Linked DNA regions of Homo sapiens: region 1 is linked to region 2. The links are chromatin contacts, found by Hi-C or POLR2A ChIA-PET in ENCODE. All regions are on one chromosome and are shown on one strand. Each heading gives the region's core, a stretch centred on a gene start or an enhancer-like site at or near the end of the contact. The rest is flanking DNA. Distances are from core to core; before and after follow the strand shown. Region 1 holds the start of DCDC2 (doublecortin domain containing 2). Region 2 overlaps ALDH5A1 (aldehyde dehydrogenase 5 family member A1).

Region 1 (6,179 bases), core at 3,333-5,832, 160 kb before region 2:
AAAGTAGAATGCCGTCCAAATCTCTAAGACACACCATAAGAAACAAATGGCACCGTTATTTATTTGAATTTTCAAAATAATATTTGCATTACCTCTGTATTAACAACTTCCATTGGTCTTTTCTTGATTTCTCCTATGTCCAAGTAACTGAGGAAAAAACAAACAAACAATAAGAGTTGCTTTTATAGACTTTAAGTCAGTAATTTATTTTTAAAAATCATAAAAAAATAAAGCAACTCATAGGAAATTCTCAACCTTAAAGCAAAAACAAATAGCTACTAATGAAAAGCAATTACAATAGTAAAAACTGTTTGCAGTGTCACCAACCAGAGCTGACATATGTCTACCCTAAACTTCAAGAGAAGGAAAGTCTTAGAAATACATACATCTATTAGAGAACATTTTTCCCTCTTAATAGTTAGCTGCTTACTATATACACTATATTCTTACAGATTTGATTTTTTAAAAGAGTGGCTTATGTGCAAAGCTGCTTAACTGTTCCATTAAATACAGGCTTTAGGTCAAAGGAAGTACTGATAGCGTGCATTAGGGTAACAACTGGGAAAGGCTGAGAAATTATTGTCTCTATGAGAGCACCTTAATGATACAAAAACACTCACTCATGTGGGATGACTTTGGTAATTGGTTCAGCTAAGAAACAGATGGGTGGACTAGTTAACCTCTGGAGACCCCTATTATTCCATTACTATTTGCTCTAGATACTAACAGTGATCATTCTTTAGCTGTTACATAAGCACAACCTGAAAACTGTATACCTTTGTCAACTTCACGTGTAATATCACTGTGATGTGGTTCCAGTTTTAAATGGTCCCTAAACTGTGCTTCATACATAAAATGTGCTAAATAAACATTTTAATATTAAAAAGTATAAATCTAACATATAATTTATAATGATAGATCAATCCTTTACCCCAACTACTACAATTGCCAACTTGTCCCAAAAAAAGCTTATGTTAGAATTAATTTTGGCTATTGAAATGTTTTTATTGTTGCTGTTTGCCTTTTTGGATAAAATACTTTAGTTAATTCATATCTCTGGAAATTGTCATACAATGCCCCTATATAAAAGTAGTCATATTTTTAAAACAGTGCAAACACTCCGTCTTAGCAATAAAATGGGTCTTTTGTGGACCTGCAGGGGCTGAGTTTTGAAATAATACCAAAATATTCTGTCATGTGCAGGAAAGTGGTTTCAGATCCACAAGATTAATGCTGCAGAGTCAACTTCCAACAATGCACAGGGAAAGTTTTGGGGGAAATACTCTCTAGAATCCTCTGCTGTAAAATAAAGGTTGTGAATGTATGGTCTCACATTTGAAATAAATAAGGGTTTAATAGCTACCTGATGTTTAGTTATCGTTTCAAAAATATTAGAAAAATCTAAGTGAAAGCAATTCAAGCAGCGATTTGATCAGTTCCATTTGAAAAAGATGTTGCTGTCTTTCCCAACATTTAGGGTCTAAATGAAAGCCCACGAATTGTCCTCAATATCGTTTGGGCTTTCTTTTGTTCTGACAGTTTCTCCATTCTTTACATAAACTTATAAGTGCTAAGTTTCAAATATATTCAACATTCAAGTATTCTTGGCTTCTATCATTATAACCGTAGATACTACTTCTTTAACACAAATAAAATAGTCATCTGTCAGCATGGAAACCTAACCATGGACACTGTTATAACAAATTCAGTTTTTTGTGTATGAACTGAAAGCAAAAATAACATGCAAATCTCTTAGAGAGACTTGAGTACACTTTTTTATTTGGTGTGGAACTGTACCTTTTTTTTTTAATCTTGTGAGTTGGTAGGATCAAATAAACAAAAGAACATGAACTATAAAAGTGAGTCTACAATTTTCAGCCGTTCAGAGATTCTGAACCAGACTTTCATTTCCACGAAATTGCTTTAGACGGAAATATTTAATAAAAAATAAAGTATGTAACAAAAGGAACTGGTCATAGAGGTGTCTTATATTTATGTAACACTTTGGTGTTTACAAAACACACATCTATAGCATTTACTTTTTATCACAGCCCTGTGTGGTACAAATGATTATGCACCTTTTCTGTATTAAGAAACTGATTAGCTGAGTCAAGCGACTTGCCCAAGGACACAGAGCTGATGAGCAACTCAGTCTTCAGTCTCCTGGTTTTAAGTTTCCTTTAAGCATGCAATTTCATTTAGCCCTTTTTTACGAAGTTTAACAAAGCATGCTTAAGAAGCTTCAGGGGAGGGAAAAATAAATCCAAATATATCCCTCACTTTCCATGAAAAGAATGTCTGACGTAACAAAAAGTATAATAGAATACCTAGAACTCAATTTAAACAAATATAGGAGAAGAAGGATTACATTCAAGAATTTTAGTGATATTTTGAAAAATATTTCTATGTAGTTATAAGACTTTATTTGAATTTTAATTATTAAGAATCCAATAATGCTTATGAATTCATAAGCTTAGATTTATGGTCAAGGCTTTTTTCTATCCTGGGGCCCAAGATGAATTTCAATTAAAATGTTCTATTAAACTATGGAATACAGAGTTACCATGTGATCCAGCAATTTCACTCTTAGGTATACACCAAAGAGAAATGAAAACTTGTACACAAATATTCATAGATGCATTATTCATAATAGTTAAAATGTGAAACAACCCAAATATACATCAAACTGATAAATGGATAAGCATGGATATAAAAGGTAATATACCCAAATCATGGAATGTTATTCAACAATAAAAAGAATGAAGTATTGATGTATGATACAACATGGATGAACCTTGAAAATGTTACAGTAAGTGAAATAAGCCAGACATAAAGACCATATACCGTATGATTCCATTTATATGATATGTCCAGAATAGACAAATCCATAGATTCAGAAAATAGATTAGTGGTTTCCAGATGACAGGGGACAGAGGAAACTGGGAGGTACAAATGTTTTGGCGGGAGGGGTGGAAATGAACTACAATTAGTTGGTGGTGATGGTTGCACAACTCTGAATACACTGAAAGCCAATGAAATGGTTGGACTTCATGCCATGAGAAATCTATCTCAATAAAGCTGTAAAAAAAAAATGGAATGTAAAATTCTACCTGTCCTATAATGACCACCCCAACCAACTCTCAACTCACAATTCCCACATAACTTTATTTTTCTATGCACATATCCCTTTGTAGCTTGCATTAAAATTGTTAGTGTGCAGGTAGTCCAGTTAGACTGAAAGCTCCTAAAGACAAGGAATCATGCCTTGCTCATCTTTGTTCCCTGAACTGACGGTTTCTTAATTCACTGAACACTCACTATGAGTGAGCTCAAGAGCTGGGAATAAGGACCCCTGCCCTTGAAGGTCTAATCACGTTGCTGGAGACAGACAGTCGACAAATACAGTCAGCCAGTAAACTCTTCCTGCATTATGCTAACAGCATAAACATGCAGGGGGTGGGAGCAGGGTCACAAAAGTGAGTGTTGTCAATTCTACTTGGAATGAAAGGTTGAAATAATTTAAACAGTACGGGAAATGCAGAGCAATTTTCTCCTCTGGTGACAATATAGTGTCCAACACTTGGAAGTGATTTTTAAGAATGTTTATTTAAATTAAAAGGATGGATTTCCAAGGAAAAAAAATAAGGAAAAGGAAAGAAAAAACTGAACAGAAAACGCAAAAGTATCAGTTTGGTCACTAACCTTTGCAAGGATACCTTTTTATTTTCTTTAAGATTCCTGTTGTTTATACACAGATTTTAAGTTTACTCCTACTGCTGACCCAAGTGAAATTCCTTCTCCAGTCACAGTGTCAACCTCTACCCCCCAACTGCAACGAGAGTTTTGAGGGGCATCAATCACACCGAGAAGTCACAGCCCCTCAACCACTGAGGTGTGGGGGGGTAGGGATCTGCATTTCTTCATATCAACCCCACACTATAGGGCACCTAAATGGGTGGGCGGTGGGGGAGACCGACTCACTTGAGTTTCTTGAAGGCTTCCTGGCCTCCAGCCACGTAATTGCCCCCGCTCTGGATCTGGTCTAGCTTCCGGATTCGGTGGCCAGTCCGCGGGGTGTAGATGTTCCTGACGGCCCCAAAGGGTGCCTGAACGCCGCCGGTCACCTCCTTCAGGAAGACTTCGAAGCTGGACACCTTCTTCTCATGGATGACGACGCGGCGCCCCGCGTAGAAGGGGTCCCCGTTGCGGTACACAAGCACGCTCTTCACGACGGGCTGAGACAGGTGGCTGGACCTGGCGCTGCTGCCGCTCATCTTCCCCGCTGGCCGCCGCCTCAGCTCGCTGCTTCGCGTCGGGAGGCACCTCCGCTGTCCCAGCGGCCTCACCGCACCCAGGGCGCGGGATCGCCTCCTGAAACGAACGAGAAACTGACGAATCCACAGGTGAAAGAGAAGTAACGGCCGTGCGCCTAGGCGTCCACCCAGAGGAGACACTAGGAGCTTGCAGGACTCGGAGTAGACGCTCAAGTTTTTCACCGTGGCGTGCACAGCCAATCAGGACCCGCAGTGCGCGCACCACACCAGGTTCACCTGCTACGGGCAGAATCAAGGTGGACAGCTTCTGAGCAGGAGCCGGAAACGCGCGGGGCCTTCAAACAGGCACGCCTAGTGAGGGCAGGAGAGAGGAGGACGCACACACACACACACACACAAATATGGTGAAACCCAATTTCTTACATCATATCTGTGCTACCCTTTCCAAACAGCCTAATTTTTCTTTTCTCTCTTCTTGCACCTTTACCCCTCAATCTCCTGCTTGCTCCCAAATTAAAGCAATTAAGTTCCTGGATGTAGTTGCCCAGGTTTTTCTTTGCTGGAAGATAAATGTGCAAAGCCAGATGCGGTGGCTTACGCCTGCAAATTCCAGTACTTTGAGGGGCCCAGGCGGGAGGGCTGCCTAAGACCAGGAGTTCTAGACCAGCCTGGGAAACACAGGGAAAGCCCCCGTCTCTATAACGCGCCTGTGATCCCCTGAGGCAAGGAGTTTGAGACCAGCCTGACCCGGTCTCTACAATTAAAAAAAAAAAAAAAAAAAAAAAGTAGGTGGGCAGGGTATTCGCCTGTGGACCCAGCTATCTCGGAGGCTGAGGCGGGAGGATTGTTTGAGCCCAGGAGGTCGAGGCTGCAGTAACCTATGATTTTGCCACTGCACTCCAGCCTGGGCGACACAGCAAGACCCTGTCTTAGAAAATAAAATATATATTTTTTTTATATATATATTTTATATATTTTATTTTATATATATTTTATTTATTTATTTATATATTATATATTTTTATATATAATATATAAAATATATATTTTATATATTATATATAAATATATATATTATATTTATATATATATTTATATATTATATATAATATATATAATATATATGTATTATATATATTTATATATATAATATATTATATATTATATATATTATATATTATATATTTTATATATTATATATTATATATTATATATTATATATTTTATACATTATATATTATATATTATATATTTTATATATTATATATTTTATATTTTATATTTTATATATATTATATATTTTATATATCATATATATTATATATCATATATTTTTATATATTATATATTTTATATATTATATATTATATATATTATATATTTTATATATATTATATATTTTATATATTTTATATATTTTATATATATTTTATATATTTTATATATTATATATATTTTATATATTATATATTTTATATATTTTATATATTTTATATATTATATATAATATATATTTTATATTTTATATATATTATATATTTTATATTTTTTATATATATTATATATTTTATATTTTTATATATATTATATATTATATATATTTTATGTATATTATATATTATATATATTTTATATATTATATATTATATATATTTTATATATTATATATTATATATATTTATATATACTATATAGTATATATATTTATATATACTATATAATATATATTTTATATATAATATATTATATATATTTTATATATTATATATATTTTATATATATTTTTTATATATTTTATATATATTATATATTTTTATATATATATTTTATATATATTATATATATTCAGAGAGAGAAAGAGAGAATCCGGGTACCGTGACTCATGCCTGTAACCCCAGCACTTTG
Region 2 (6,240 bases), core at 2,715-5,214:
TGGGGTTCTCTGTTATTGGGTATACCACACGGCCCGTTGCTGCCCCCTGCTTCCTCTCACACAGGTGCTGATATGACGGTCAGGTCTTGTCAACACAGGTGGTATATTCTTACCCACTTGTAATTTGTGGTTTGTGGAGATACCTTGTTGTAAATGTTTGTTGTAATTGTCTTGTGAATGTCTCTGAGATTTGGGGTTTGCTGTCTAATTGCTGTTTTCATGAGGATATTGAGGGAGACTCACAAACTCATCTTCCCAGAATCTCCAGTCAGATTTATGTAATAAGCTAATTGTTAATGGAATCCAGAAATTAAAATAATTCAGGATATGTCTTATCCAAAGGGAATCTCTATGGAAAGAGCATGAGTGTCCAGATCAGGTAGCTGTGGGTTTGCATGCGGGTTCTGTTACTAGCTGTGGCCTTGGCTGCATTCTTCTCTGCTATGCCTCCCTTTCTTCATCATCCCCCTGGGAAATCACCTATGGAAAGGCTTTGCACTGCTGCCCTGCACCTAGTAGGTGCTCATTAAATGCCCCTTTTCACTTTCCCACCCTTGATTCTACAGGTGAATCAAGTAACTTTTTTCTTGGCATCTCCTTTGATTTTTCTCAGGGCAGAAATTCAGGTTTTTTTATTTGCTTCTTTATTAGTTTGAACAGACCGTGGCATTGAAATGCATGCTCTGGCCAGGCCCGGTGGCTCACAACTGTAATCCAAACACTTTGGGAGGCTGAGGTGGGCGGATCACTTGAGGCCAGGAGTTCGAGACCAGCCTGGCTAACATGGTGAAAACCGTCTCTACTAAAACTACAAAAATTAGCCAGGCACGCACCTGTAATCCCAGCTACTCGGAAGGCTTAGGCAGGAGAATCACTTGAATCTGGGAGACAGAGGTTGCAATGAGTGGAGATTATGCCAATGCACTCCAGCCTGGGTGACAGAGCAAGACTGTCTTAAAAAAAAAAAAGAAAGAAAGAAACTTATACTCTAAGAATTTTGTTTGTTTGTTTGTTTTTTTGAGACAGGGTCTTGTTCTGTTCCCCAGGCTGGAGTGCAGTGGCGCAACCTTGGCTCACTGCAACCTCCACCTCCTGGGCTCAAGTGATCCTCTCAACTCTGCCTCCCAAAGCGCTGAGATTACAGGCATGAGCCACCATGTCCGGTAGAAATTTTATTGTAATGATCTTTAACAACCCATTAATATTAACGTGACTTTAGCACTAATAAGAATTATATTTAAACTTCAAATATATTCTTAGTCTGTCCCCAGTGTCAGCTTAATTTTTCTTCCATTACTTTTTGGGTTAAGTATCTATTTATTTCTCTTTTCTTTTTTTTTTTTTTTTTTTCAGTTTGGTAAATTGTTGGCACATGTTTGCTGTTTCTCTTTATAGCTTGCAAGCCAGGCTGGGATTCCTTCAGGTGTATACAATGTTATTCCCTGTTCTCGAAAGAATGCCAAGGAAGTAGGGGAGGCAATTTGTACTGATCCTCTGGTGTCCAAAATTTCCTTTACTGGTTCAACAACTACAGGAAAGGTATGTGACTCAAGTTTCAAAGAAAACAAATGTCTTTCTAATATTTTATCTTGATAGGTTATAAAAATACTATTTCATCCTGATCACCAATTTTGGAAAGATTTCCAGCAGAGTGTTAAAAGCTCTGTCGCAGGCCAAGCACGGCGGCTCATGCCTGTAATTCCAGCACTTTGGGATGCTGAGGTGGGCAGATCACTTGAGGCCAGGAGTTCGAGACCAGCCTGGCCAACATGATGAAACCCCCTCACAGAAAATACAACAATTAACCAGGCATGGTGGTGCACACCCGTAATCCCAGGTACCCAGGTGACTGAGGCATGAGAATCACTTGAACCCGGGAGGCGAAGGTTGCAGTGAGCCAAGATTGTGCCACTGCACTCCAGACTGGGTGACAGAGCAGACTCTGTTTCAAAAAAAAGGTCTGTTGGTTGAATAAAGTAATATCTGACCATCCTCTGGGGATATTTTGGACAGTTCTTTGTGGCACGACATAGGTTCCTGCTTGACAAAACCAAAGAAATTGGGGCAGCGAGGGTCCCATTATTTTTGCATTATTTGTTGTATATGAAGTGGGTGAAAGTTCTCCACTGTATTTTTTTCAATTCTGGAATGCATCTTTCTTTCAATAATCTAGAGTTAGAGATTCCAGAAACACACAATTAATGTTGAAATGGATGTTTTTGAATTGAACAAAAATGTGTTTAGTCTAAAAGTACTTAGAGAAATGGAAAGGTCTTTTTCTTTGAGTTTTTTTTCCCTTAAATGATGAAATGTTCTTTGCTAAAAACTTAATGTGTATGCCTGTAAGTAGATGTTTATTTATCCTTTTAAATGTCCAAAAGAGGGCCGGGCGCGGTGGCTCACACCTGTAATCCCAACACTTTGGGAGGCCGAGGCAGGCGGATCACAAGGTCAGGAGATCAAGACCATCCTGGCTAACACGGTGAAACCCCAACTCTACTAAAAATACAAAAAATTAGCTGGGCGTGGTGGCGGGCGCCTGTAGTCCCACCTACTTAGGAGGCTGAGGCAGGAGAATGGTGTGAACCCAGGAGGCGGAGCTTGCAGTGAGGTGAGCCGAGATCACACCACTGCACTCCAGCCTGGGCGACAGAGTGAGACTCTGTCTCAAAAAAAAAAAAAAAAAAATTAAAAATTAAAAAAAATAAATAATAAAAAAATGTCCAAAAGAGAAAAAATCAAGGTGGAACAAAATTTTTGTTTATGGTGTTTCTCTTCAGATGGTGTGCTTTTTTCTACTAGTTTATATCTAGATATACACATATATGTATCTGTACTCACATTGTTCATGTCCATAAACACATAACAGATAAAATATATAAATCTGCCCAGGCGTGGTGGCTCACACCTGTAATCCTCACACTTTGAGAGGCCAAGGCAGGAGGATCACTTGAGCCCAACCTAGACAACCTGGTGAAACCCTGTCTCTACAAAAAAAAAAATTAGCTGGGCTTAGTGGCACACACATGTAGTCCCAGCTACTTGGGAGGGTGAGGTGAGAGGATCACCTGAGCCTGGGAGGTTGAGGCTGCAGTGAGTTGTGATCATGTCACTGCACTCTAGCCTGGGCAATAGGTGTGAGACCCTGCCTCAAAAAATAATAAAAATAAAAAAGTCTAATTTCAAAGATTTTGTGCATCTATGGTCATTTTAGAAACCATGAGAAGCAGGAGGGAATAATTTAACTTTTTTTTTTTGAGACAGTTGCCCTGTTGCCCAGGCTGGAGTGCAGTGGCGTGATCTTGGCTAACTGTAACCTCTGCTTCCTGGGTTCAAGTGATTCTCGTGCTCAGATTCTTGAGTAGCTAGGATTACAGGCATGTGCCACTACGCCTGGCTAATTTTTGTATTTTCTGTAGAGATGGGGTTTCGCCATGTTGGCCAGGCTGATCCGGAACTCCTGGCCTCAAGTGATCCTCCCTCCTTGGCCTCCCAAAGTGCTGGGATTATAGGTGTGAGCCAGCGTGCCCAGCTGGAATAATGTACTTTTAATGTCTCCCAACCATAATCACTTTTGTCATGCTATAAACTCATACTCAGGGAGTAGTGCTGTGGAATCCTACCATTCATTCATAATAGAAATAGGAATTTTTAGATCCATAAACTGCTATGCCCCTGATCAGTGGGTCTTACAATGCAAACTTATCCGCAGAAAGATTCAAATGTTACTACGAAGTAGTTAGAAAGAAAGAGGGAAGCCTGGGAGAAAGCGTTGTAAATCCTTCTCATTCAAGCCAGAGAAATTTCCAGGATACTGGGCGAAGGGCAGCAACTCAGTTTTCTCAGCAAACTATCCTCATCTAACAGGGCTCCAGGAAAATATCAGCCATGACCCTGCCAAGTCCAGCTTTGCTCCTCTTGACCCAGGACAGTGATGCACCTCTAGTGACTGAACAGGAAATGTGACAAGTATAGCTGAAGGGATAACTGATGCATAACTAAGCAAGCACCTCTGCTGAGCTGGTCTTCAGAGATTAGGGGCTGAGCTTCTGGTCCTGGGGTGGAGAACCTTGCCTCATAACTGAGGCATACACAGCGAGCCTGTTCTAGGCATGCCTGCCCTGCCCTTGCCACTTTCTAGGGGGGCCACCCCTCCCAGGACCCCGCTGAGAGGACAGCAGCCATGTTGTAAAGCATATGATACCTCATCTCTTCCTCTGTTCAGAAAACTGAATCATGAGTGGTCATTGACTTGAGCGAAACAGAAATTGTGGGCTGGCCAGTGACCTAGGACAAGTAGCCTGGCATAGAAGGGTGGGCTAGGTCAGGGCCTTTTCCTCTAGGAATTCCCCTCTCCTTCACTAGAGAAGAGAGAGAGCTGTTTTGCTTTCTGTTTCTTTCTCTTTCTTTTGCCTATTAAACTTCTGCTCCTAAACTCAAAAAAAGAAAAAGAAAGAAAGGTAGGCTGGGCCAATCACATGCTGTCTTTGGAAGCTGAGGCCCTGAGGAGGTCAGCCCATGGGAACTGGAGCTGGGAAAAGATTCATTAAGACATGACAGGAGTTTACACTATACCCAGTGGCCAGGGCAAGCCGCCTTCCTGGAGAAGCAGAGACTGAGTGGGGAGAGGACACTGTCAGAGGACACAGAGCCAGTGCAGGTGGAGGGACAGACACCAGAGACAGGACCTGTGCTCAAGGCCAGGTGGAGGCAAAATGGAGTGACCCAACAGTGAGAATCATTTTTGCACTGAAGCAAATCCAGGAAAAGTCAATGACGTTTCTTAAAAATTTTTAAATAAAAACATAAAAAAAGTTTAAATAGTTATGTTGCGTCCGATAAAGAAATATGTTTAGTCTTAAAACTTGAACTACTTTGTTGAACAGTAATGTTTCAGAGAAGATTGTTACTACCATTTGATTGCTGGAATATTAACATACAGACACATACACAGTACCCACACAGGCCTAGCTTTCCAGCCATTCTGTGTTTTTACCAAGAACCGTGTCACAAAACTCATGACCTCAGAATGTACAACACTTGGGGGGCAATCCTAGAGCCACCTTGGGCTTGCGAACACCGTCTGTTTCACTCGAACTATCTCAAGTGTGGTCCCATCTTTCCTGCAGCCATGACTAGACAAAGACCTACTATCCTTAATAAAGCATTTAAACATCCCTAAGCAGCTTCTTAGGCTATGAAATCTCTTACTGGATATTTAAACTATAATAGCTATAGGTACCAAAAGCCTTATGATTATACATTGAGCTAGCAATTCTACATGTTCATCCTGACAGAATCATCACAGTGTTTTTGTCTTTTGTTTTGTTTTGTTTTTGAGATGGAGTCTCGCTCTGTAGCCCAGGCTGGAGTGCAGTGGCGCGATCCACAGCGTTTTTTTAATGGCAAGGATGGAAACAACCTAAATGTCCAACAGATGGGGCCTGAATAAATAAATTACAGAAGAGCCATGCAGTGGAATACTATGCAAGCATCTAAAGGAATGTTCTAGGCCGGGCACAGTGGCTCACACCTGTAATCCCAGCACTTTGGGAGGCTGAGGCAGACAGATCACTTGAGGTCAGGAGTTCAAGACCAGCCTGGCCAACATGACGAAACCCCATCTCTACTAAAAATACAAAAATTAGCCAGGTGTGGTGGCACATGTCTGTAATGCCAGCTACTCAAGAGGCTGAGGCTGAAGAATTGCTTGAACCCAGAAGGTGGAGGTTGCAGTAACTGGAGATTGCGCCACTGCACTACAGCCTGGGCAACAGAGCGAGACTCCATCTCAATAATAATAATAAATAAAGTTCTAGAAACATATGTGCTGACACAAGAGGATCTTCACATTAGAGTGTTACATTAAAGGAGCAAGATATAAAGGGTTATGAAAATTTTAAGATAGACGTCCCAAATATGTGATTCATTGGGAAGATAAAGCAGGTTACGAAACGGTATAATTATATAATTATACCATCCTGTTTTTTTTTTTTTAAATGTACATGTACCTGAATCTGCATGGCTACATTCTAAATGGATGTACTTTAAAATGTTATCAGTGTAAGCTGTGGGTTGTGGGATTCTAGGTGATTTTATTTTCTTATCTCTATGATTTTTAAGCCCATCATATAATTGTTTTGAATAGATAAACACTTACTTATATGGTTGAAAAATTAAGACAGTATTAATGTTTACCATGACAAGTCTCACCCTACCCCAACCCTGACTCACTCCCTC

Evidence for each region. A loop is a pair of places that touch in the nucleus more often than their neighbours do. ChIA-PET counts read pairs that join two places held with the same protein, here RNA polymerase II (POLR2A). Pooled maps may share reads with other maps.
Region 1: a pooled map shows a loop between it and region 2 (5-fold over the local background). The contact joins the promoter of DCDC2 here to the enhancer-like site in region 2. A Hi-C loop is called at or near these places in 2 of 37 single-sample maps with no recorded cell type and 4 of 50 pooled maps. POLR2A ChIA-PET finds 5 or more read pairs at or near these places in 3 of 52 experiments (A673, HCT116 and activated naive CD4-positive, alpha-beta T cell).

Annotation. Positions count from the first base shown.
Region 1 is chr6:24,353,477-24,359,655 of GRCh38, forward strand. DCDC2 (doublecortin domain containing 2) reads right to left here and starts at 4,583. Exons shown (of 10, transcript NM_016356.5): 1 at 3,982-4,583; 2 at 93-147. The coding sequence starts at 4,274. KAAG1 (kidney associated DCDC2 antisense RNA 1) reads left to right here and starts at 3,427. Exons shown (of 1, transcript NR_174942.1): 1 at 3,427-4,809.
Region 2 is chr6:24,513,772-24,520,011 of GRCh38, forward strand. ALDH5A1 (aldehyde dehydrogenase 5 family member A1) reads left to right here. Exons shown (of 10, transcript NM_001080.3): 5 at 1,396-1,539. Among named protein-coding and RNA genes, the nearest start is that of ALDH5A1, 22 kb to the left of the region's middle. RefSeq lists a silencer at 1-60 and enhancers at 3,706-3,755, 4,266-4,465. Within about 2 kb of position 3,965, at least 3 of the 41 ENCODE cell types and tissues checked have a DNase peak (open chromatin) inside an H3K27ac peak, as active enhancers do.